Regions from separate parts of the Mus musculus genome. Here regions 1 and 3 are each linked to region 2. The links are chromatin loops, found by intact Hi-C in ENCODE. Cell type or tissue: heart. All regions are shown on one strand.

Region 1 (8,000 bases), 380 kb before region 2:
AGCTCGATGTCTGTCTTGAAGTTCTTTGCTCTAGCATGCTTTCAGCCATGCACATCCCCACTGGCTGAAAGTCAGGCCTCAGCATAGCCATGTGCAAGGCCGGGGGATGCAACTTTTCTGTAGCCTGGGTAAAAGACATGGTTTGATGCACATTTTCTCTGTCAGGTAGTGTAAAAACCCACATCAATAGTGACATATATATCTTTGGAAGGTATTGGAGATTCTTAAATGATGATATGATGTTAAAAGGGGAAAGAAAGAGCGACAGAGACACACACACACAGAGAGAGAGACAGAGAGAGAGAGAGACAGAGAGAGAGAGACAGAGAGACAGAGAATTCCTTTGCTATACTCCCTACCAATCATTTCCAATGACTTAAAAGATGGGATAGGAAAGACAAGTACATTGGGGGACTGAAGAGGTAGCTTAAGGGCACCTCTGGATTTGATTCTTAGCACCCATGTGGCAGCTCACAACTGTCTATAACTCTAGTTCTTGGGATCTGACACCCTCTTCTGGCCTCCATGGTCACCTCACACACATGTAGGCAAAACACCCTACATAATGCATAAAATAATTTAAAACAGAAAGATGAAAGATATAGATGTGACTACTATTGTATTTCAAAGCTTGGTAAGACCTCTTACCTATCAATCTGTAAGAAAATGATGGATAAAACTATATCTTAAAAAGAAGCCAGGGCTATAGCTCAGTAACAAAGCACTTCCCTGGCAGGCACAAGTGCCTGAATTCAAACCCAACACTGGAAATAACAAAAGAAAATTAAAGGGGGAGGGCAGGGAGACAAATTTGAGACTGGTAGAAGACTTTTGCAGTATGAGTCGCTGATAAAGATTAGTGCCCCCCAAAAGAAATAAGTGATATGGTCAATTATCACAAAACCATGAAGGAATGAGTAGGAGAAAAAAAGAGCAAATAAACTGGATATAAACAACACATCAGTACAAACTGGAATGCAAAATAGTTAGGACATAAAAGTGTGCACAGTTGGTAGAAGCCACAACCTTAAAAACCAAGTTAGTCAGAAAATTAAAATACAAGAGCTGTGTGCTTATGTTGAAGGTAGAAGTTAGAGGGCAGATGTCATCAAGCGATGGCAGGAGGGGGTCAGGGGAAATCTTCCCCACAGGAAATACAAATGAATGAAAAAAGTGATGGACTAATTTGACATTATCTTGTGAGAGGAACGTGATGCCTACCTCAGGACTCAGCAAGTCCACTGGCCAGGAAATGCTTGTAACGTGAGCTGTGGCAACAAGCTTGAACACGCAACTGTAAGAGAGGAAGCATAGTTCGCACGAGTTCTTAGAATGTGCTCTTTTAAACTTTAACAAAATCTATGGTCCATGCAAGGCAGGCACACTACCACCAAGCTATGTCTCTTATTTTCTTTTTTATAAGATTAAAATAAAAATCAAATAAATCCAGACAGCTCCTGAAGGATCTCCACAGACAATAACCCGCTGCTGTGTATAAGAAAAACCACTGTAAAGTGAAGCAAAAGATAATGAGGAGCAAGAATGGGAAGGGAAGGTGCTGGGTGTCTTTGGGAGGATAGGGATGTGAGAGAGGAAGAAAGACCACACAGGGACCTCCAAGGATGGCAGTCGAGCTCTCTCTGAGTCTTTCTCCTCCTGTGCACGATGAGGGTGGAGGTGTGGTGATGCTTGATGTAGGATCTCACTGTGTAGCTCAGGCTGGCCTGGAATTTGTTCTGTAGCCCAGGCTGGTCTGGGGTTCATTTTCCTTCAGCCTTGAGAGTGTTTGGGATTACAGGCTACACCATGGTACCTGACCTGGAGTCGGATTTCTTAAGTGGGGTGAACTTAACTACTGTTAACACAATGCTCTGTTATATCTCAAATCCTCACTATTATGTTGCTATTAGTTGACATGGCAATTCTGCGTATTTGTGGGATACAGTGGCACATGAGGATACACATGCACAGTGTCTAGTTGGATCAGGGTAGTTCGTATCTCCCTTTTTCAAAGCTTTATATTTTATTTATGAAAGCATTCATATTCTCTCTTCTAGCGATGTGAATATATAGCACAGTATTTCTTGTTTATCATAGTTGCTCCTGTGTGGTATAATATATTCATTGAACACTAATTTGGATCTGAGGATCGACACCCCCCTCCCCCATCTCCTCCTATACTTCCCAGCTTCTTTGGTAACCACTTTTCTGCTCTCTCCCTTCTTGAGATCTCCTCTAGAGTCCACCTGTGGATAAGATCACATAGTGTTAGCCTCTCTATGCTTGGCTTATTTCACTTAACATAATCTCTGTTCACATACATGACAGAATCCCATTGTCTGACACTTTTTTCTCTTACATTTTCCTATTTTTTTTTAATGTGTGTATGAGTGTTTTGCCTGCCCTGTATGTATATGCACTGTGTAAGTGCCTGGGGCCTACAGATGTCAGAAGAAGGTCAGATCTCCCAGAACTATATTGCAAATGGTTTTGACCTACCATGTGGGTGCTGGGAATTGAACCTGGGTCCTCATCAAGGGTAACAAATGCTCTTAACCACTGAGCCATCTCTCCAGGCCCAAGGATCTCAATTGTTTTAATGCATGCATGTGTGTGTGTGTGTGTGTGTGTGTGTGAGAGAGAGAGAGAGAGAGAGAGAGAGAGAGAGAGATTTATCACACTTTCTTTATCAACTTATCCACTGATGGATACTCAGATTGACTCCACAGCAGCGAGGGGTATTGCAACAAACGTGAGAGTTGCAGATGTCTCTCTGATGTACTAATTTCATTTCTTCATCCCAGCAGCATTGTCAGAGCACATCTGAGCTCTACTAATTCACATTCCCAGTGACAGCGAAGTAGAGTTCTGCATTCTCTGTGTGCAAAAACAAAAGCAAACTTGTTATTTGTTGGATACAAGTCCTTGTGCACCTGCATGCACAGAAGGGACAGGAAAGAGATTGGTGCTCTGCTTAAGAGCTCTGGTTCTCTGGTTGGTTAGGAGTATAACTATGAGAAAGAGGCTGTTAACCCTCTACACTGAGTCTGCCTGTGCCCTAATACACTTTAAGTTTTGTTTCCTTCAATAGGTGTGCATTCCTGTCATGTTGTTATTTAACTGAACCCTGTTTCCCTCCCCAGTGGCCAGGTTTTATCTGCTCTTCCAAGAACCTCCAGGCAAGTTCAACTACTTCAGAATCTTACTACAACGTATGAGGTATTTCCCCTAACTTACATTTACATTAGCACTTTTCCCCTGCGAGCATTGTGAACTGTGTTCCCCCTCCAGTCTGCCTATGGGCATCCGGCTATAATCACATAGCCTTTGGTTTCCAGAATCAAACCTTTACCTTTACTTGAGATATCATGGCATTACCTTGAAGCTGTAAGCATGTCAGCACAAAGCTGTTACCATAGAAGACTGATAATATTTTGCTTGGAGAATAGTGGTTCTTAGCCAAGGGGTAGTAGGCACATGAGCTAAAGGGAAACTTTTATTAAATTGTCTGGGCTGGGTCCAACCTCCCCGGAAGTCCAAGCTGTGGAAGATTGACAGGCAGCAGAGAGTAAATGAGCCTATGTTTGTTAGTGTGCTTTGGGGACTAGAGATCCAATACAGGTGCAAGCAGTAAGGGACGCTTGCTAATCATAAAGAGAAGGGAGGAAGCTGGAGAAGGTGGAGGCACCTTCACTGCACGGGGCAGAAGATGACCCAGTAGAATGGAGAGGCATGATGATAGTTCTCAGACTGCAGAGAATTTCCCGGGTCAGGCAATGGAAGCTTCACTTTAGCAAAATGGTTACCAGAAGCCCACCTCTGGGAGGAATGACCCTACGTGTAGTGTGAGGTGGCATGAGCAGCAGCCCTGGGCAGTAAGGCCTCAGCCCGGACTGTATATCACATGGGTGGCCACTAGGAGTCACCTGCACCTCTGACAGGCACAGAGCTGAGTGGAGCATGTCCGTGACCCTCTCATAAGATAAAAAATGAAGTATCTCTAGAGAAAGGATCAAAAGTCTCGATTTTTAACCACTTTGTTCTGTTCCTTGTCTATTTTTTATTTTCATTGTTTAATTAGCTTACAAAAAAACCCTGAGTTCATTTTGACATTTTCACACATACACACACAAACACACACACACACACACATATATGTCATAACACTGAGTTAATCTTTACATCTGCCTGGTTGGTATTCTAATAAGAGGAAAGAAAGAAAGAAAGAAAGAAAGAAAGAAAGAAAGAAAGAAAGAAAGAAAGAAAGAAAGAAAGAAAGAAAGAGGAAGAAAGAAAGAAAGAGAAAGAGAACTTTGGAGAAGTGTAGTAGAATGATAAAAATGTAAATATTCAGAGGCATTAGATGAAAAAATGGGACACTAATGTGATAATAATATCAATGCACAGAATCTTTATTAAACAAAATCAATGTATAATCAAACTTCCTTCCTTAGAATTTCTTTTTTCTTTTAAGCTCCTGAAAGACACATCCAGCTCGGTAGTATTCATAAATGTATTCATCCCCTTATCAAATATGAAGCACCTGGAGTGCTCCAGGGCCTAGTTGGCAGCTAGAACGGCAGTGGGTAAAAAGAGCCCCCTGCAAAATGAGTGTTTATATTACCGTGTGCAGGGTGGAGATTGACTGAAAGGTGCCTTTGACACAGCCTCTTTAGAGACAAGTAGCTAGATGGGCCTAGCTGCATTTGCAAATGATGTGTACGGTTCAGCTTTCAATTTGCCAATCTCCCCCCTGGAAACTGTAGGTCGTTCTCTGGCAGCCAGTGACAGCTGAATTCATCGAGAAGAAAAAGGAAGTCCACTTTTTTGTGAATGCGTCTGATGTCGACAGTGTCAAAGCGCATTTAAATGTGAGCAGAATTCCATTTAAGTACGTATCCTTTACTATGTGTATTCAGAACCTATGATAAGCACCTACCGTGTCTTTGACTGAGAAACAGTATAGTTGGTTTGTGGGAAAATGGCGTGCATCAAAAATGGCGGGGCAGCTTCTGGGACAGGCTGGTGATGAGACCTGAGACCCAATTCAGTAATTCAATGACAAGTGGTTTAACATCTTACCACTTCAGTCGGAATTAAGACACAGTGGTCTTCCAAACCTCTCATCCATCCTTTCTGTGACTAATCTCTTCCTAGACCTAGTAGGCAAAACTGTCATCACTGTGAATTTAGTTGTCTCCTTGTTACAATTTAAAAAAAAAAACTTACAAAAGAAACCTAAGGAAAGAAGGAAGATGTATTAGGCAGGGTTCTCTAGAGGAACAGAGTTGATACTGTGTGTGTGTGTATAATTATGTACATAAATACATAAATACTTAATAGTAGGCACACTTGTAAAGAGTTTCATTTACTTTTATGTGCATAGACATTTTTCCTGCGCACACCATATGTGTGCCTGGTGCCCACAGAACTGGAAGAGGCTATCAGAGCTCCGAAAACTAATATGTCTCAGCTGGTGTTCAGCGTCCTTTGGAGTCCTGAAAAATAGGCTCTAATACCAGTGAAGGAATACCTCAGCATCAGGATAGATGCTCTTGTCAGTTAGAGAGACAGAGACAGAGAGGAGAAAGCAGGCAAGAAGCAATGCTCCTTTCTTCTGTGTCCTCTACATAGGTTGGCACGAGAAGGTGGGACCCAGACATAGAGTCGGTCTTCTGACCTCAAATGATTCAGACTTAAGATGAGTCTTCATACCATCCAATTAGCTACATGGTACTCACAAATGTGTCCATCTGCTTAGGTTTTTAGTAAATTCCACATGTAGTCAAGTTGACTTTTAAGAATAGTCACCATAGAAGGGGTTGTCCTTGTGCACAATCCATCATGGTAGCAAAGCATGGGGGCAGGAGCCAGGCACACTGCATTTATAGTCAGAAAGCAGAAAGTAAGGAGCTCTGTTGCTGGCTGGACCGTACGTAGCCCACGGAATACCTCCATCTATATTTAAGAATGGTCTTCCTGCCCCAGTTAACCTAATCTAGGAAAGTCCCTCACATGCCCAGAAACCTGTCTCTTCAGTGATTCCAGAGGCTGTCAAGTGGACAATGACCGTCACCCTCTGGTAGGCGTTGAGATGTCTCTTGGAAAAGGAGATGAATCTGTCTCGGATTCTTTCTTCTCAAAGCTAGTGAATGTTTCTGAAGGGCCAGCCCTCAACTAGAAAGAGGGTCTGACACTGGAGTTCAGCACTGCCACTTAGTCCACCTGTATGATTTTGTAGAAATTATAAATGTGCAGTGACGGGAGATAACACTGACTGCATCTTAAGTGATTCAAAGGCGTTTCAAAAATAAAAAAGCAAGTCCAGCGTACTGGGTGTTTCTGTGCAGAGGCCATTCCCTCCTCTGCTTTCTCTGGCTACGTTCTCCTTTCCTGAGCCACGAGCCAGGGTCCCCCTGCCGTCCCTTTATACTTCATGAGACCGTGGTCTGAGGTGTGCCAATGGACACCCTCTGTAAAATATGCTGGGAGAGTTATTGATGATTTATTAGAGGTATTTACTGCCCCTTCCAGGAACTACACTGAGCCAACCTGCACATGGTTCCTCTTGTCCTTATAGAACTGTGCCAAGTTAATGCTGTCCCCAGAGACAGATGAAAAAAGTTTAGAGGTCCATTTATTTTATGTGCACATATTTTGCTTGCACATATGTCTCTGTACCACATGTGCACAATGACCATGGAGGCCAGATGAAGGTATTGAATCCCACAGACTAGATGTTGGGAGCCACCATGTGGGTGGTAGGAACCTAGATTCTGTCTTCTGCCGAAGCACCCAGTGTTCTCCATTGTCTCTCCAGCCCTGGAATTTTTTTTTTTTAACTTACAAGGAAACTTCCCAATGTCAGCCAGTTGAAACATGGAGGCAAAAATCATCCCACTGGCCTAAATAAAGAAATTTTCATCAGTATGAGAGCTAATTCCAAATTGTTCAGCCCTATAGCTCATGGATAATTCTGGTAAAGTACTTGCCTAGTTAGTAGGTAAGCAAGCTAACAGTCTCAATTTTATCTTTCCCTGCATTTTGATTTGCAAAAGTTTGCTCATGTTTCGTCCTGCAGAACATCTAGGTTACATCAGTGAAACACAAGGAAGAAGGGCTGCTCGGTGTGTCTCTCCCGTGTCCTTCACTGAAGATAGATATTGCTAGCGATTGAAGCAGGTGTCCATCAGTCTCTGTCTCTAGCCGCAATACTGTTGCTGTGATAAATACCAAGACTAAAAACAACTTTAGAAGGAAAGAGCTTATTTAATCTTGCATATTCTAGTCTGTCACTGAGGGATGTTAAGGCAGTAGCTTGAAGCAGAAGCCACGGAAGAGTGTGGCTAACTGGCTCTCTCTCAGGCTCATATTCAGCAACCTTGGTTAATATAGCCCATCTGCCTAGGGATGGTACTACCCACAGTGGGCGGGGCCTTCTTACATCAGCTAGCAATCCAAAAACTGCCCCACCGACTTGCCCACATGCCAATATGGTAGAGACAGTTCTTCAGTTGAGGTTCCTTCTTCGAGGTTATGTCAGGATAACAACCAAGATCAGCTATCACAATTTTCAGAGAAAACACACCAACGAATCACAGTCCAGAAATAGAGATATTGGTAGAGATGGATGAGATCTAGGCAGTTCTGAAATCATACCTCATGCCCTCTTCCCAGTGTCCACGGGGCTCTGCCAATAGGGTCTGTGGATTCATCTTGTCTCCACACACCGCTGTGTTGTTCTACCTGCTGAACTGCTGTCAATCTTCCCATAAGCACACATTCCATGCCTGCAAGGGGCCCTGTGAGAAGGCCAGCACTGTGCTTGGTAACTGCTCACCTTCTGCTTCCTCATCAGCGTTCTGATGAACAACGTGGAGGACCTAATTGAACAGCAGACTTTCAATGACACGGTCAGCCCCCGCGCCTCCGCTTCATACTATGAGCAGTATCACTCGCTAAATGAAGTAAGTCACCTCGCCATTCCTCAAAGGTACTGT
Region 2 (8,000 bases):
AATAACGAGACAGCCCCCTATCCCAGCAGACTTGGCCCAGAAACAGCCACACAGAGTCCTCGGTGGAAGTTTCCCCATCTTCCACAGGCTTAAGTTGACATCTTGCCAATGAGAAGGGGTTGGGGGTGGGGGCTTTAAAATGAAGTCTTTGTTTGCCCAGGAGACCAGTGTTCTCAGGATTTATGTTTAGCAGTAAAAGCCTGGTGTGGAAACAATTGCCTTGGCTCCTGGGGCTTCTGGGCTTTCAGAGAAAGCTCAGGTCAAAGCTTCAGGGCGCCCATGCTACCTACCACTGGTCTAACAGATTAGTGAGCTCTGAAGAACGTTGTTCCTGGCTGCCTCTCCGCTCCATCCAATTAGCACGGCTGGTAAAAAGCTGAGCTGCCGAGGTGTTACCACCTTCAAATAGAGAAGTTAAATCAGGTCTCCCCCCATAATCGATAACAAGGAGTCTCAAACTGAAACGAAACACATCTCTTCTTTGTCACCGGAAAGATAACTATCCCAGCTGCCACTCAAGCAAGCTATGGCTTTAATGGCCTAGTAAAAGTGTTGCATGAAGTACTCAGAGGGGCTCTGATGATTTCTGTTCAAACTCTGAGAGGAATCTACCGCGGAGGCCTTGTGGGAAGGCACGCACTTAAAAGGTCATTTCACCAAGCGTTCCCCTTCGTGACCCCCATCACCATGAACTCTTAATTAATTACGGTTGTCCTAAAGTGAAAAAATACTTTCATAACGGAAGGGCGACCAATTCTCATACACAAGCCAACCACAAATCAGTCACAACTCCCTCAACACCGCCAAGGAGGTGTTCAATTTGTATCTGCGATGAAGTTCAAGTGTTGCATAATTTATACCTAGAATCCACTCAAATATATCTACTAAAATACCCACTCTGACCTTCACTCCCAATCCCAACTGCATTAGAGAGAGAGAGAGAGAGAGAGAGAGAGATCTATAAATCACTGAGGCACAAGCACCCAATCACAGCCCGCCTCTCCCAAAGCCAGGAAACGTTCTCCTTTTGATGAGTTCATCATTGCCTTGAACAGGTTATGAAAGCTGCTTGCATCTCGAGATAATACATCCAGAGGCTCTTACACCAAGATTCATTGTCTGCACAGGAGAGCTAGGTGAGCATGGCCAGTCTAGGTTCCACAGACCCTTCCATTTATCTGTACTCCAGAGCACCACCCTCAGACAGGGCTAGTGCCCTGCAGCAGACCTGCCCTCATAGTTGCAGGGCTAGCTTTCATGCCCTCAAAATCTCCTATCCAGGGGCATCAGGAGACAACTGCAAGCTTACACTGACTCTGCATTAGAGCAAAGCTTTGCCTTGCATTGGAAGACATTATGTTTGCTCTGTTTAACCATGGATGACCGTCCTTTAAAATTGCTCAGGGTTGCGTATGATATAGCTCAGTGACAGAATGTTTGCCTAACAAGGACAAGGTCCTAGCTTCAATCTCCAGCACGGAAAGAACTTAATGATTTTCAAACTGGTTGTACTACTGAGGCCAAAGATATGAAACTCACTACTCCAAATCCCTGCATGTGTGGAAAGCCAGAAGCCCTGTAATAAACAGGTGCCACGAAAAGGAGTTTCTTCCAATGGCTCCCAGGAAGAGCTTTGAAAAGGATCCAAGAGGAGCTACGAGAAGGACTTTATATCAACTGCCACCCAGCAGTGGGGTGCTTCAGGATTATCCTCAGCCAATCTGATGTCCATCCAGGAGACAACAGAAGACTCTGGGAAAGTGGCCAAGCTTGCTACAGAACAAGGACACCCCACGAGTCAGTGTCCAGAGAAAATGTTCTCAAGTTAACATTAATCTGTCCTATTCATGGGATATCATCAATGACCCCACGGTGGAGGCTTGGGCCTAGGCCCTATCTCCATAGGCCCTAAGGGCCATTATTATGATTGGTCCCTTGCAAACGTAGACATAACTTATGAGTGTTACAACAACAAGCCAGTTGCCCTGCCAAAAATTTTCAACCCAAATATAACACAAGAATCCAACAACAACAAAATCCATCTCAGCCACCAGATGCAGTAATTTAGATATGTTCTGCCACTGTGATGGTTTGTATATTCTTGGACCAGGGAGTGGCACCATTTGGAGGTGTGGCCTTGTTGGAACAGGTATGACCTGGTTGGAGTAGGTGTGTCACTGTGGGTGTGGGCTTAAGACTCTCACCCCAGTTGCCTGGAAGTCAGTCTTCCACTAGCAGCCTTTGGATGAAGACGTAGAACTCTCAGCTCTGCCTGCACCATGACAGCCTGGATGCTGCCATGCTCCCACCTTGATGATAATGGACTGAAGATAATGTAAGCCAGCCCCAATTAAATGTTTTTTATAAGACTTGCCTTGGTCATGGTGTCTCTTCACAGCAGTAAAACCCTAACTAAGACAGCCACCAAAGAGACAGATATAACCTACAGCTGTTGGTCCCTCTTTCCCCTCCCCCATGCCCACCCCTTTGCTCTACAGTATATCTCCCTGAATTTTTTTTTCCTTCACATGTTGAGATGTAGTCTGCATGGTGGAAGCAGGAGAGCAACACATTGACTTGATTCTTCATCTGTTCCTCTAGTCCTGGGTCAGGAAAACACCCCTGGCCTCTGCCACCCTACAGGACAATTCCTTATGGCCAGTGGGGGTCTAGAACCCCCAAGATATACAAAGAAGCCTTCCCAGGTCAAAGAGGTTCTTATAATCTTTTGAAGAATCTCCAAGTGTAAGAGAAGCAGACATTCAAAATATATAATGGAAGAGATGGCAGCTCAAGATGTCTCTTCACCCATATCAGCCTTTAGAAGTCCTGAGGTTCTGTCATCAACGCCAACTGTCCTAGGAAGGAGAATGGAGAAATTCAGAGGATGAGAATCAAGAAGTAATGGGGGCTGGAGTGTAGCTAAGGCAATAAGTGCTTGCTTTGCAAGAATGAGGACTAGAGCAAGATCCCCAGAGTCCACATAAAAGGCGCCAGGCAGGGTAGCACATGCTTGGTAATCCTAGTGCTTGGGAGGCAGAGATGGATCCCTGAAGCCTGCTGACCGACCAGTCTTGGCGAGTCTAGGGCCAGTGAGGGTCCTTGTCTCAAAATATGAAAAATACCAAAGGGTGTCCTCTGGACTCCACATGAATATGACACGCTAAATACATACATAGGTAATAAATAAAATAGGCACAGTACAAGACACAAAGGCCGGTGGAAATGAGGATACTACCAACGGCTAAAGCCATGTCCTGTACCCTCTTCCTTAAAGGAAGAAGCTGGGGCCTTCTGAATAAGAAGAAAAATCACACCTAGCATTTGCTAAGTGCTCCTTCAAAACCATTGTCTCTGAAAGATGTTAAAACAGATTCCACTGAGTCCATTTGCAGTCACCTGGAGCAAGAAGTGGTAAAAGGAAGTCACTAGCAAGGCTTTACGAAAAAGTCTTGTCAGTCTAGGCTCATCTGGCTGTGTGTTAAGTGTCAGGCAGGTACAGGAAAGCAATAGATGCTGTCCCTAGACCCTCCATTAGGCTGTAGGTTCTCCTGTTGCCAAAAGCAACCTTCGAATGAGAGACCTGGTAGCTGACGGCTGGAGAAGACAGAAAGTCTGCTTTGGGAATCAAAGAGGCAGACAGGGGACAGACAACAGAAAGAGAAGTGAGGTCAGTTCCCAGGCTGCCCCACTTGGGGGTCAACACAGTGTCCCAGCTTAGATGCCTGGGAAACTGAGGCCAAGCCTTCTGGAAGTCATAGTACACGGGTGGGATTGTAGTGGGAGGACGGGAAGGGAGGCCTTGAGTTTTATCTTTCTAAAAAGAAGGAGGAGGAAAGCCATGACCTGATATATTTTAAGTAATTACTCTCTTTGTGAGCTATGGAGGGAGGGAATTAGAAGACCAACTAAGAGCCTTGTAAAATCTCCCAGAGAAGAGGAAGCAGAAGGAATGATCAGCCTCTGGATATGTGTTTGGGTAGAGGACCTAGGAGTCAGAAGCGCATTCACCTGGGACACAGGAGAGCATCTCTAGGTGCTTGGTCGGAGCAATGGCGCAGCTCTTTATCAAATGACAGAGACTAGAGGAAGGGTAGCTTGGGGGAGGGGCCACCCACAGTCCAGGCTACATGGATGGATGTTTCTTCTGGGCACCCAGGTAGAAAGGCCAAATCAAGCAGACGGCCACAAGAAAGTAAACTATGTCTTTATTGGGTGCTTATGGCAAGATTTATGAAAACATTTGTCTTATCACCATTTTCCTATCAGCCTCTAATAGAGAGCATAGTCTTCCATGATAGCTGAGCAAGGCATCTCTAGAAGCAGCCTTGTGGGGTAGGAAATGTCTGAAAAGATGCTTTGTTCAGGGACCTAATGGCATGTATGCCTTACTGAACCCAGAGAGGCAGGCAGTAATTACTCTCACAAGGACCTCCGCCTGCCTCTCTGCCTCTCTCCATCCACTACGATCCTAGGCTTGCCTTTGCCAAGAGTGAGCATTGTGGTTGCATTTCTTCCCTGGGGCAAGATGGTCCAGAGGTAGGGCTGATAATTACTACCAAAGGAAAGAGACAGATAAATTCCCACCCAGATCCATGACCGATTCAGTGGTATTTGGAGGCTAGTCACTAAATAACTTAAAACCTGTAATGTTTCTGTCTCACTCCATCTATGTTCCCAACACCTCCTAATATGATATAGGCATGTAGTAGGTGTTTAAGAAAATCCCCACAGGGGCTGGAGAGATGATGGCTCAGCAATTAAAGCACTGGATGCTCTCACAGAGGTCCTGAGTTCAGTTCCTAGCAACCGCATGGTGGCTCACAAGCATCTAATCTGGGATCTGATGCCCTCTTCTGGCATGCAGATAGAGCACTCATATACATAAATAAATCTTTTTTTTTTAATCTCCCCAAAGGAATGACCCCATCTACATAAAACCAGTGGGCGCCATCTTGTGGAAGACTGTACAGTAACAATGGCCTAGATTCCAGACACCAGGCTGACAGGAAGGGAACCCTGACATGGACTCTGAAGCTAAGGGCACTGCTTGAAATGACAGACTTGGAAACTTTCCTTGAAGCTGTGTGTACACAATACAGCACACTTTTTTACTTAGATTCATGTAAGGGCATTGGAGATGATGGTGCGGGCAGGGAGGGGCAGCTATACCCATTCTCACAGGCCAGCCCTTGGCACTGCCCTTGAGTCTGCTTGATACCCAAAGCATACCCAAAGCAGCCAGATCAGTTCTCCACTCTCCTGCCCAGCAATACCTTTATGAGCCTCGCCTGGGTCTCCTCATTGCCTCGGAGAGGGGCAGAAACGGCCACCGACTGTTCTCTGTTTACTGGTTTCCCGGTGGGTCTGTGCCCCTTACTTTCCCAGCAGTTTCTTTTGTGTTGTTGTTGTTCTCAGCTCTTCCCAGGAGTCTAGCCCAGGCCACCAGGAGGCACTATTAGCCAGGAACACACAGTCCTAGTGACTGCTTAGGCGTCACAGAAACCTGCAGTTTATACAGCTTGTCAGACTCACTCAGAAAAGAAAGAATTGGAATTACAAACTTAGATGCAAACACAATTGCTTATTAAGAATGGGAAATCACAACAAAGCATCACATTTCAAATGCCCAGCTCTCTTTCTGATGAAACTTCTGTACAAGTACCAGAAATGCCCACCCCTGTATTCAAATCGGCTGGTCTGACCTCCTCTCCGTCCATCCCAACCCACCCTGCAACACCAGCGAGTCCATCTAGAGTCACGATCAGTACATTTCACCGGGGTTCTGTCCCCTGACTCCAGATCAGGCCCATGCATGTTCCCAAAGGCAACTCTCTGTCTCATGGATAGCACTCAACGGAGCCGATGAGCTGATGGTGACACCCAGGGGCTTAGAGATGTTGGTCCTGGGTTCCAGCGCAGGTGAGTCCACACGGGATGCCCTGGGAGGCACTCCTACCATCTTTTCACCTTAGAAGCCAGACTCCCTTCCCTCCCTCTCCCTCTCCCCTCTCCTCCTTTGGCTGGGAACTGGAAGCTAAGGGTCCAAGGTATAGAATGCCCGAAACAACAGAGAAGTGGTAGAGATGCGTGTTCCGTTCCCATGGTAACAGAGAGCGACTTAAACTCGAGATTGGAAGGGTGCAGTTGACTCGCGGCCAGGATCCAAGATTGGGTAAGAGCTCTGAAGGCCAGGCCTGGGCTCCTCCAGCCTTTGGGCCCTGGAAAGGAAGAAGCAATGGAGAGAGAGAGTCCAGGGTGGCAGAGTCCAAGGATAGCAACGGGATATGCCAAGTACCCAGACCCCTTTGTTGCTTGTTATTTTGTCTGTTTTGTTTTTTCTACTCCTGCACTACCTTGATCTTTCTGTTTCCTGCCTTGACACCATCCTCCCCCTGTGAAGAGTGGTGTTCTACTGGTCCAGTACAAATAAAGGGGTGGGTTCGTCTCCTCCAGAGAATCCAGGCACTGAAAAGAATCCTCAAATTAAAACTTGTCTTGCCCAGGCCTACCCCTGGGACTCAAAGCAGGTCACTCAGGTTTTTTCTACCACCACCACCACCACCACCCACCCACCCACTCACCCACCCCTGCCTCTCACTTTTGGGAGGTTTGAGAGAAACAGCACCCCCCTACCTAGCCTGGGGGGGGGGGGTCAAGAGGGAGCAGAGCCAAAGCCAAAGGTTGGCTTTTCACAAGTGTTCTGTACCGATGACTGCAAGCTCAAAGTCACCCCCTTTCAACGGCCAAATTCCAATATATTTGAAATCCTATTTGTTAAAAGAAAGCAAATAAGTAAATAAGCCCTAGACAATATTCTCAGCAGGGCACTGGGTGTCTGTTTGTAAAGGCTACAGCAATTGGTGCATGAGGGTTTAGTGAAGCTTTGGGAATCTAGAGTTTGTCCCTGGCATGTTTGAAGGTGGATTCAGACCAGCAAAACAGAAGCAGCCATCAGTAGTCCCCCTCAAGAGGAAAAGCAGCTGCCTTCCAGCAAGGGCCCTGCCAGAGAGCTAAATAACAGGACTTATAAACAGTTCCAGACAGCAGTGTTCCAGATTCGCAGAACACTGTAGGACTCCCCATGACGGAAGTGAGATCTGCCCCCTTGTTTCCTGCAGGTTTTCTAAACACCTGCTTCCAGAATCCCAGGGAAGCCCAGGGGTCCCAGGGTTCACTCAACGATGTCTTCATCCACTCCTGGCTTCACTGTCTGAGCCCATCACTCACCCCATTGGAAGGTTAGGTGGATGAAACATCCAAACCATTTGCAGTCAGTCTCCTGTATGCCTCTCTTCTGCAGCTCATTAATTCAGTGTACAAACTTCTGTTGAGAGCTCACAGTAAGCCAGGCATTGAGGTGGAATTGCATCCTGTGAGTGAGGCAGATGTGCCGACAGATGTGAGACTTGCAGAGGTACAGTGTGAGAGCTGGGGGGGGGGGGGGGTAAAGACACACTTTCTCTACACAAACCTAGAAACAAGAACAGCCTGGGGGAGCAGGCCCCAGATTCAGGACTGATCATGTGACCAAGGCTTGCTCTAGCTCTGAGGTGCCAGTGTCATGTGATTCCATTGCCTGAATTCTTGCCCTCTTACTACTAAATACAAGCCAGATTGACTCTTAGTATTGATTGATGTAGCACTAATAGCAGAGACTGTGTTGTAGTTTAAATGTTAAATGTCCCCTGTAAGCTCATGTGTTTGAACACTTGAGTCCCAGATGGTAGCGCTGTTCTGGAAGCTGGGGAGCCTTTGGGACTTAGGATCACTGGAGGTTTTACTTGCTTCTGGTCCCAGTCTGTGTTCTCTGCTTCCTGCTTCAGGCTTTGTGTGAAGAACCCGCCAAGCACCCCTACTGCGGTGGGACTCCCTGTCATGCCTCCCTTACCACGGTAGACTGATCCTTCTGAAACCGTGAGCCAAGATGAATCTTCCCCTAATTTATTCCTGTCAAGTATTACGTCACAGCAATGAGAAAAGTGGCTGAGTCACCCCTG
Region 3 (8,000 bases), 82 kb after region 2:
CACTCCACAGGCGTAAGTACTGCTTGCACTGGGTACACCCCACAGGCGTAAGTACTGCCTGCACTGGGTACACCCCACAGGCGTAAGTACTGCCTGCAATGGGTACACCCCACAGGCGTAAGTACTGCCTGCAATGGGTACACCCCACAGGCGTAAGTACTGCCTGCACTGGGTACACTCCACAGGCATAAGTACTGCCTGCACTGGGTCTCAATGAAAAGGAACCTCGATCAGACTCAGTACTTGGGAGAAACTGTTCTCAGAACCACATCACCACATGGCAAGAACATGACCCTCATACTATAGTAGGAAAGAATTCCTGCCAAAATCTTAGTCTACTTCATTTTCTTATGTCTCAGCAGACTCAGAGCAGAGCCAAGTGGTAGCAGCATCCAGATTAGAAAGAAACAAGAGTTAGCAACCGTGCTGCATCCTATCACCCAATAAGGGCCATCAGCAGCCACAAGCTCTGCGTGGTTAAAAGCACCATTCTTATACCTCGCACCAAAAGAAGGGCATCACCTAGGAGCTGGGGCCAGAAGCTCTGTGCACAAACATGCTTGTTAAACAGTGGTCATTTTTTAAAAGCAACGCCCAGAAAACCTGGATCTTATTTGAAAAGGAAAATGACAAATTATATGGCAAACACCCACAGGCTTTCCAAAATCAAAAGGCATTTGCTGCGGCTGTCCTACGACAGCACAAGGAGGAACACTGGGCCAACTGCTTTGATGTCACTCATCACAAGACCGGTGTGGAGCTCCTCTGAGTTAAATCCAGTCCTCTCTTTCAGATAAGCACAGTGACAGGGGAGCGAATGCCTGCTACCTTTGGGGTTCTTTACTTGGCATTTCTGAATCACAGAACATAGAAAATGATTTGAGTCACTATTGCTTCAGTTACCTCAAGATTAAGAGGGTAGTTAGCCCACTGCACAAACAAATGCTTAAGGTAAAGGAGCTTAAATCTCTGGAAATCACTGAAAAAATAACAGAGCTCACAAAAATCTGTAATAAAAATGTGATATTTATGGTGTCCTTAACTTACAGTCAAGAGCTTGGATTGTATGTATTTTGATCTCTTCAAAATCTGTTAATTCTGGATGAATCTGGTGGCATACGTCCTTAATCCCAACACTCAGGAGGCGAAGCCAGATAGACCTATGTGAGTTCAAGGACAGCCTGGTCTACAGGGTGAGCTCCAGGACAGCCAGGGCTATACACAAAAAACCTGTCTAGACCACCCCCCCAAACTTGTAAATTCAATAACAATAATTAAGACAAGTGGATCATCTTTCCCAAGATGAGTCAGAACTTGACATATGTCACACCACCATACTGAACAGTAAGCATCTCCAACTCCATGTTACCTTAAACACAGTGACATATCTTTGGTTTCACTCTTAATGATCTTGGTAATCAAGGAAGGAAGATGATGTCACTCTGTTCCCTTTATACAGGAGGAAGATGGGTTATTGAAGCTAACCGCCCCTTAGTTCAAGTCTACACAGGAGCCAAGAATAAAACCTGACTCTCAGGTACCAGATAAACCTCAATTTGATGACACAGATACTGCTATGTGTCTTATAGGTATTTATTTATAGTTATTTTCATCTCATAACTGCTTCTAATGGTAGTATCTGGAAGGGCCCAAGAGAGTTAAACTGTATCACACATGGAAATGTTCAGATATAGCTCCTTTAATAAAGAAAATAAAACAAATTAGAAGTAATTAGGATACTGACAGCTTAGTTTAGTATGAATAAGTAAATTTAGCAAGCAAAGCATGCAAAAGAAATTGCAGATGAACATAAAATAAACCTGTAGCCTGTGCTGACACACCTGGACAGGTCAAATACACCCAACTGTGCCAGCCAGGACAACAAAGTACCTCTAGTTTTCTTGAGGTCCAGGGAAATTTCCTTAATGGTGAATTCAGTGTGAAATGGAGCAATTTGTTCTCGAAGAATCAAAAGGTGTTTAATTAAGAAAAGTTGTCCATCAATCTGAGTCTAAATTATAAGACAAAAAAAAAATGGATATTGTCACAGATTAAATCAAAATAGGAACATATAAAAGACATTATCACTCAACATTAAATCTATGCAAACTTACAGCCTCAAAGTGATAGTTCTCTGCAGTACCATGAGCTCTCTCCAGGTTACCCATGTCAAAGTTCTCTGGAAAATTCTTGGTAGGACTTTGAACATTATGACTTGGTCTACTTAAGGAACCCAAGAGAGCAAACCACACAAGTGCTAGGAAGAGAAGTCGAGACTTTCAACTTGGGACAGAGATTAAAAAACAATGCTGCCACCTAAGAGCCACACTGAGCAGCACAGCAAAGCTCCGAGAACGAGTCTGAATGGGCTTGCTCACAGCCTTCTAGCCTCTCTTAGGAGGACATCCTTCCCTATTTGGCCTACATGGTTTTGATATCCACAACATCAGACACAGTACAAAAGGAGCTTCCAAATATAAACTGGCCTGGCACCCCCGTCCTGGATTACCAGACACCAACAGCGTGCTGGCTGTCCCTGTACAAGCCCTTCTGCTAACTCAGGACTATCTGAAAGAGCCTGAGACTTAAGTGGCGCTCTCAAAGCTCTGACCTGACCAAGTCCCAGCATAATAATTATAGTCCTTGTGGTAAAAGTTTGTGTATTAATAAAGTAAGGCTGTTCCTTGAGGCAGAATTTTATTTTGAAACATTTCTAATGAAGTCTGCATATTAAATTTGGCAAAGATAAAGTTACCCTTCATAAGCAGTAGAAGAGGACTCAGTGACTGCTCTCAGTCCCTCTCCCCACTGACTCCTAAGGAGCACAATCACCATGGCAACAGCACATGTATGGAGGCTCACCTGGCTTGTGAGCACAGCAGCAGACAAATAGGAAATGCTGTGCATTCTAAACACTTTTTCGAGTTGTAACTGAGTCACATAGACTTTGTTTTCTTTATTACAGTTGTTGTAACTTAGGAAAATAGTATTATGTTAATTTACTACACACTAGGTGTTCAATTTATGCAATGATAATGTACCTTAAAAAAAACTTGTAAGTTGGAAGGCAAAAATTACAGATTCTCAGGCACAAAACCAAATGTGCTAGCAACTCTGACCAAGCAAACTGAAGGTTTGCAGACAGACATTAGAACATGTAGGAAACAGTTACATAAAGGGCGGTAGATAGTAAGGACAGAAGGCTTGGGGGCTTAGAGGGATAGAGTACAAAAGGCTATCGAGTATGACCAAATCTTTCTAAAGAGCTGAGAAACATCTCACTGAACAAACCTGTAAATAATAAAGACATGTGTAGGGATGAGGGCAGAGAGCTCGGTGGCATCTCTGCTACATAAGGCCGCAGTCTATATCTTATTTCTGCTACCCTTTATTTGTCATAATACAGGGAAGTGATGTTTATTGTTTTACATCTTTAAATTTAGCAGCTGTGCAATACTCCACCATACAAAACATGTTCCAGTTTAGCTAACCATCTCCAACAGGGACTTTAGGCATGATCAATCATAAAACTGTGAGAGATGAATCTTGCAAACATTATTTAAAACTTAGCTCTGCCTATCTGGAACTTGTTTGTCCCATGCTCCTTTAATCCCTATGTAGAGATTATCTCTCAAAGCCATGCACAAGAGGAGAACCTGACATAAAGGCAGAGCTTCTCTAGGGACAACTTTTATCAGGAGACTCTCCTCAATTATCTAAAGTTTTGAAGATAGAAATGGAATTTGTCAATCTGGAACGCACAGGATTGAAGGTGCACTGTGGCTACCAGTGGCCTCAGAGCTCCATCTCTGTGGCACAGGCATTCTGGGAGAGCAGAGGAGGGCTCCACCTCCTGGCAAGGCCGAGGGAGAAGCACAGACCAGCTTCCAGTCCCAGGTCCTGTGCTGATTCCAAACCATAAGCCATGTGGTCAGGGCAGCTAGCTTAAGTCACACAGCATACGGACTCTAACTGCCTGCCCTGGAAGTCAAGTCTTTAAAATACTGTGGGCATGATGGCCTGCTGTTTCCTTGAACACACTCGCTGGGTACTCTCTTTATCCTACAGCATTAGACCCTCAGCTCCACTCCTGGTACATTAGCAAAGTAGACTTCTTAGAGCAGTCCTCTGTGAGCACTACAATGAAACACCAGTTTCCCTCAAAGGGTCTCGAAATTCTCTCCTACTAATCAAACAAATCTTACTGCTAAGCGGTTTTAAATTTCTGTGACTCTAAATAAATGACATGTTGCACAATACTATTATAGGTAATAAACTTTCACCTAACGCTTCATCAAACCTTGTTTTTGCTGATAGACTCTGATGCTCCTAGCAAGGACTGTATGCAGGCAGACAAGGCTTCCTGTGATAATCCTTGGAACACCGCCCTCTGGTGGAAGAAGAGAGAAACATCAGCCTATAGTTATTGACAGAGCAGAAAAAGGGAACCGCAAAGCCATGAAAGCAGGGAACAATGTTCACTTCCACACTTGAACCATTTGTCAAATATCTCACAATCTTTCAGGACTACCACACGGCTCTGTAACGTGCACTCGTGTCTGGAAATGCTCGGAGGGCCTTTAGCACCTACTCACGGCCAGCACTGTGCGGTCACTGGGAGATACAGGGATCAATTAAGCAGGCAGGGTTAACCTTACAGAATATCCACTCCAGAACAATCTCATTTAGTGTGCTAGAACTTGCTATACAGTGCATGTCGGCCCCAGACTCCAGACCCTCCTTCCTCGGCCTCCCTAGTACTGGACTCACATTTTATTGTGCACTACCACCTCGTAGGCTGCTTCTAAACTCGAAATTAACTATAAAACAAACTCTCAGTTTATCTTCTAAAGATGTATCCCTGGTAATTAGAGAAGACGCTTTAAGATGTAACATGGCTTTTCAGTACAATCTTCTTTTAAACAGAGGAAAATGGAAACAACATAATCAACAGAACAAAGTTGACCAAATAAATAAATAAATATTGTGAAATAAAAAACAGTAAATTATAGAATACTTTAAAAAATAGGAGCTTTCTGAGGCATTTGGTTAAATTCATATAAGGGAGAGCTGGAGCGATGGTTTAAGTGGTTAAGAGCACTGGTTATTCTTCCAAAGGACCCAGGTTTGATTCCCAGCACCCACATCGTGGCTCACAGCCATCTGTGACTCCAGGTTCATCTGTGATGCCTTCCTCTGCCCTCCTCTGGTAGCACACACATGATGCCCAGATATACATGCAGGCAAAACATGTATACACATAAAATCTATTTTTTTAAATTTTAAGTACAGTTCAGAGAAGCCAGGCTTGGAAGCACCTGCCTATAATCAAAATCCAGGACAGTTTCAGTGACAATATCAAGAAAGGGGCCAGCCTGGACTATAAGAGACACTGTCTGGGGAGCAGAGAAGAGACAAACAAACAAACAAAAAAAAAAAAAAAAGATTTTTTTTTTTACCTCAGAGCTAGGCACAGTAGCTTATGTCTATAATCTTAGCACTTCGAAGGCTGGGGTGGGATTGCTGAGAGTTCAAGGCCAACCTGGGCTACATAGTTCTAGGGCAATATTGGCTACAGAGTGAGACTCAGCCTTAACAGCCAATAACAGAAGATCTGGTTATCAGTAGGTGATAAAGGACAGGTAAGCTTAAGGCATAAGGCAAACCAGATGGAGTAACCTAGGACCCACCTTTGACCTTATGCACTGAGGTCTGGGAGGGCTGCGGAGGGAACATAACTCATGCTCATTTCCCTTAGGATCTTAGCCCCACAATAGGAGTTTCTGAGAACCCTGGTCTCGTGCCTTGTTCCCTATTGGGAACCTGAAGAAGCAAAGATGTCAAACGTCCTCCTAGCCCGCACTGGAAGAGATCCACACGCCACAGTGTAAGTCAGAGGAGTCTGGGTGACTGACGCCACGAGACAAGTGCGAGGCCTCATTTGTTCCGCAGAGTCTGCAGCATGGAACTCGCATGTGTGCCTGTGTGTGCGGAGCTCCTGTGTATGCGCCTATTCCTTTGGAGCTATAGTCTTAAAAAGTAGTGGAGTCTGGACAACGTGTTACATGACTTCTCTTCACATACAGTAAGATTATAATCAATTAAAAAATAAAGAGTTGGAACCACCAAATTTATAAAACTATTTTGCTTTAAACATAAGCCAGTGGCAGCAAATATGTAGCCAAATCTGCCATTGAAGGGAATAACAACTGCATCATTAAGTCAGCATGCTTACAATAACCAATGCGTCGTCTAAAAAGGTGCTTTAAAAAATTCTGCTAACTTCAGAAGTAACTAAACTTTGTTCATGGCTAGGAACATGGGCAATCTCACATTATTGTTAAGGATGCTGGATGAAAGTTAAGTGCAAAACCTAATTACAGGGATTAGGCATAGTGGGGCCCACCTGCAACGCCCGCACAGGGAGGCCGAAGCACAGGGATCTGCAGGTTCAAGGTCAACTACAGCCACCTACTTAGCAAGACCCAGCCTCAACAACAAAAAACAGACCACTGTGGCTACATTTAATACTATGTTGCCAATCTGGCATCTCCGTATTGCTTCACATTCCTGCACCTCTCTTCTTCACATAAAAACTAGAGCAGACAAATTAATTAGTAATTTTAAACTTATTCATGGGCAATAGACTCCTTTAAAATTTGATAAAAACTACCACCTTGGTCCTTAGAAAGACACAAATATAAACACATATTTAAAACTTACCCACAGTTTCAATGAGCCCTTAAAATAGATCAACCTTCAAATTACCACCATATCTAAAAATCCTAACTCTTTAAGACTATCAACAAAATATTGCATCAAGCTCAAAGTAGACTAAACTTAAAAATATTCCAAACAAATTCTAGAATAAGCAAGTCACAGTAAAGATAAAAGAATTCACAAACATACATCTATGCATCTATATAATTTGGAGAGACAGACAAGTGTCCTTCGAACTGTGGGATACCACATCCCGTGAAGATCTGCTGGAGAGATCGTCGTCTGTGGTCTAGGATTGAGGGAGTCTGTTGAACCTAGAACCCAAATGGAAAAAACATATATTCCAGGCATGTGGATATCTGCCATACAGTAATTTACATGGCAGCTATAAACTATTTATTTTCATTGGCTATCATCAATTCCCCCCCCCCATGTTTAATAAAAAAATACCCTAGAAGTCTAAACCAGTGACAGGTAAAGGTTAAGACTTAAAAAATAAATAAATAAATAAATAAATAAATGAATAAAACGGAGTCCACATGTCAGCTGTACATGTATACATATATGCTCAATCCCACTCAATCCTACTGTTTTTCACAAACTGTGCTCAATAATCTTCATGGGGTAAATCAATGGAATACTTGAGGACCACAAGCAGGTTCTAGAATATCTAATATGCAGTGCCCGACAATGAAAGTAGGGAGTGACAGGAAAATGCTAATGTTTTCAGTACAGGGACTGTACCCAAGGCCTCATGATTGCCAGGCAAACACTAGCATTGCACGATAGTCCCATCTCCCCTCCTTTTAAATTCTGAGACAGGACCTTGCTAAGTTGTTCAAGGTGACCTAAACTCACAAATAGTTTAGGCAGGTCTTCAACTTGTGATCCTCTTGACTCAGCCTCCCAAGTAGCTACACTAGAGGCCTATCCCAGGCCTGGTAAAAGAGAGCAATCAGGAACATGGGTCGAAGCTGGCTTGCCTGGCACCTCGCCTTCAGTTCTGAGCTTATCACTTAACAGGTCTGGTTGGCATATCAATTCTCAGATGATAAGAATTGTCCCCACAATAGGAAAGGTCAGAAAAGGCAGTTTTTGGCCATCAGAGAGTATCTGAACAGAAGAATACCTTAGCAAGAGAATCACAGACACTTCAGTATCCAAAGCCAAACTTAAAACAACCACAAAGGTGGTGCTGTATCCATCTCTTGAGACAAGAGGTGATATATCGCTTGTGGTTACACAAGAGATGTCCTCCTTCTAGAGAGACACAATACTAC

What was found. Peaks named below come from ENCODE experiments on the same cell type or tissue, not always from the same donor. Only the 100,000 strongest peaks of a DNase experiment are listed, where the experiment ranks them.
Region 1: it touches region 2 in a loop (2.4-fold over the local background); 3 of 42 quality-filtered maps call a loop at or near these places.
Region 3: a loop joins it to region 2, with 3 times the contacts of the local background. A loop is called at or near these places in 6 of 42 quality-filtered maps.

What each region holds. Positions count from the first base shown.
Region 1 is chr14:75,252,813-75,260,812 of GRCm38, forward strand. Cpb2 (carboxypeptidase B2 (plasma)) reads left to right here. Exons shown (of 11, transcript NM_019775.3): 2 at 3,144-3,219; 3 at 4,767-4,891; 4 at 7,859-7,967. Gm35679 (a long non-coding RNA gene) reads right to left here. Exons shown (of 3, transcript XR_874823.2): 3 at 2,617-2,877. Among named protein-coding and RNA genes, the nearest start is that of Cpb2, 15 kb to the left of the region's middle. In heart, a CTCF peak has its summit at 3,926 (motif pointing right); no DNase peak of the experiment used is centred here.
Region 2 is chr14:75,636,114-75,644,113 of GRCm38, forward strand. Erich6b (glutamate rich 6B) reads left to right here and starts at 6,109. Exons shown (of 13, transcript NM_001369022.1): 1 at 6,109-6,175. It overlaps Gm36219 (a long non-coding RNA gene), which reads right to left. Exons shown (of 6, transcript XR_383598.2): 2 at 7,231-7,373; 3 at 6,357-6,468; 4 at 5,731-6,221; 5 at 5,277-5,506; 6 at 2,728-2,858. In heart, a CTCF peak has its summit at 4,973 (motif pointing left); no DNase peak of the experiment used is centred here; H3K27me3 peaks cover 217 bases.
Region 3 is chr14:75,717,802-75,725,801 of GRCm38, forward strand. It overlaps Cog3 (component of oligomeric golgi complex 3), which reads right to left. Exons shown (of 23, transcript NM_177381.3): 15 at 6,910-7,034; 16 at 4,301-4,390; 17 at 1,891-2,011. Among named protein-coding and RNA genes, the nearest start is that of Cog3, 33 kb to the right of the region's middle. In heart, CTCF peaks have their summits at 4,387 (motif pointing left) and 4,589; a DNase peak (open chromatin) is centred at 2,520.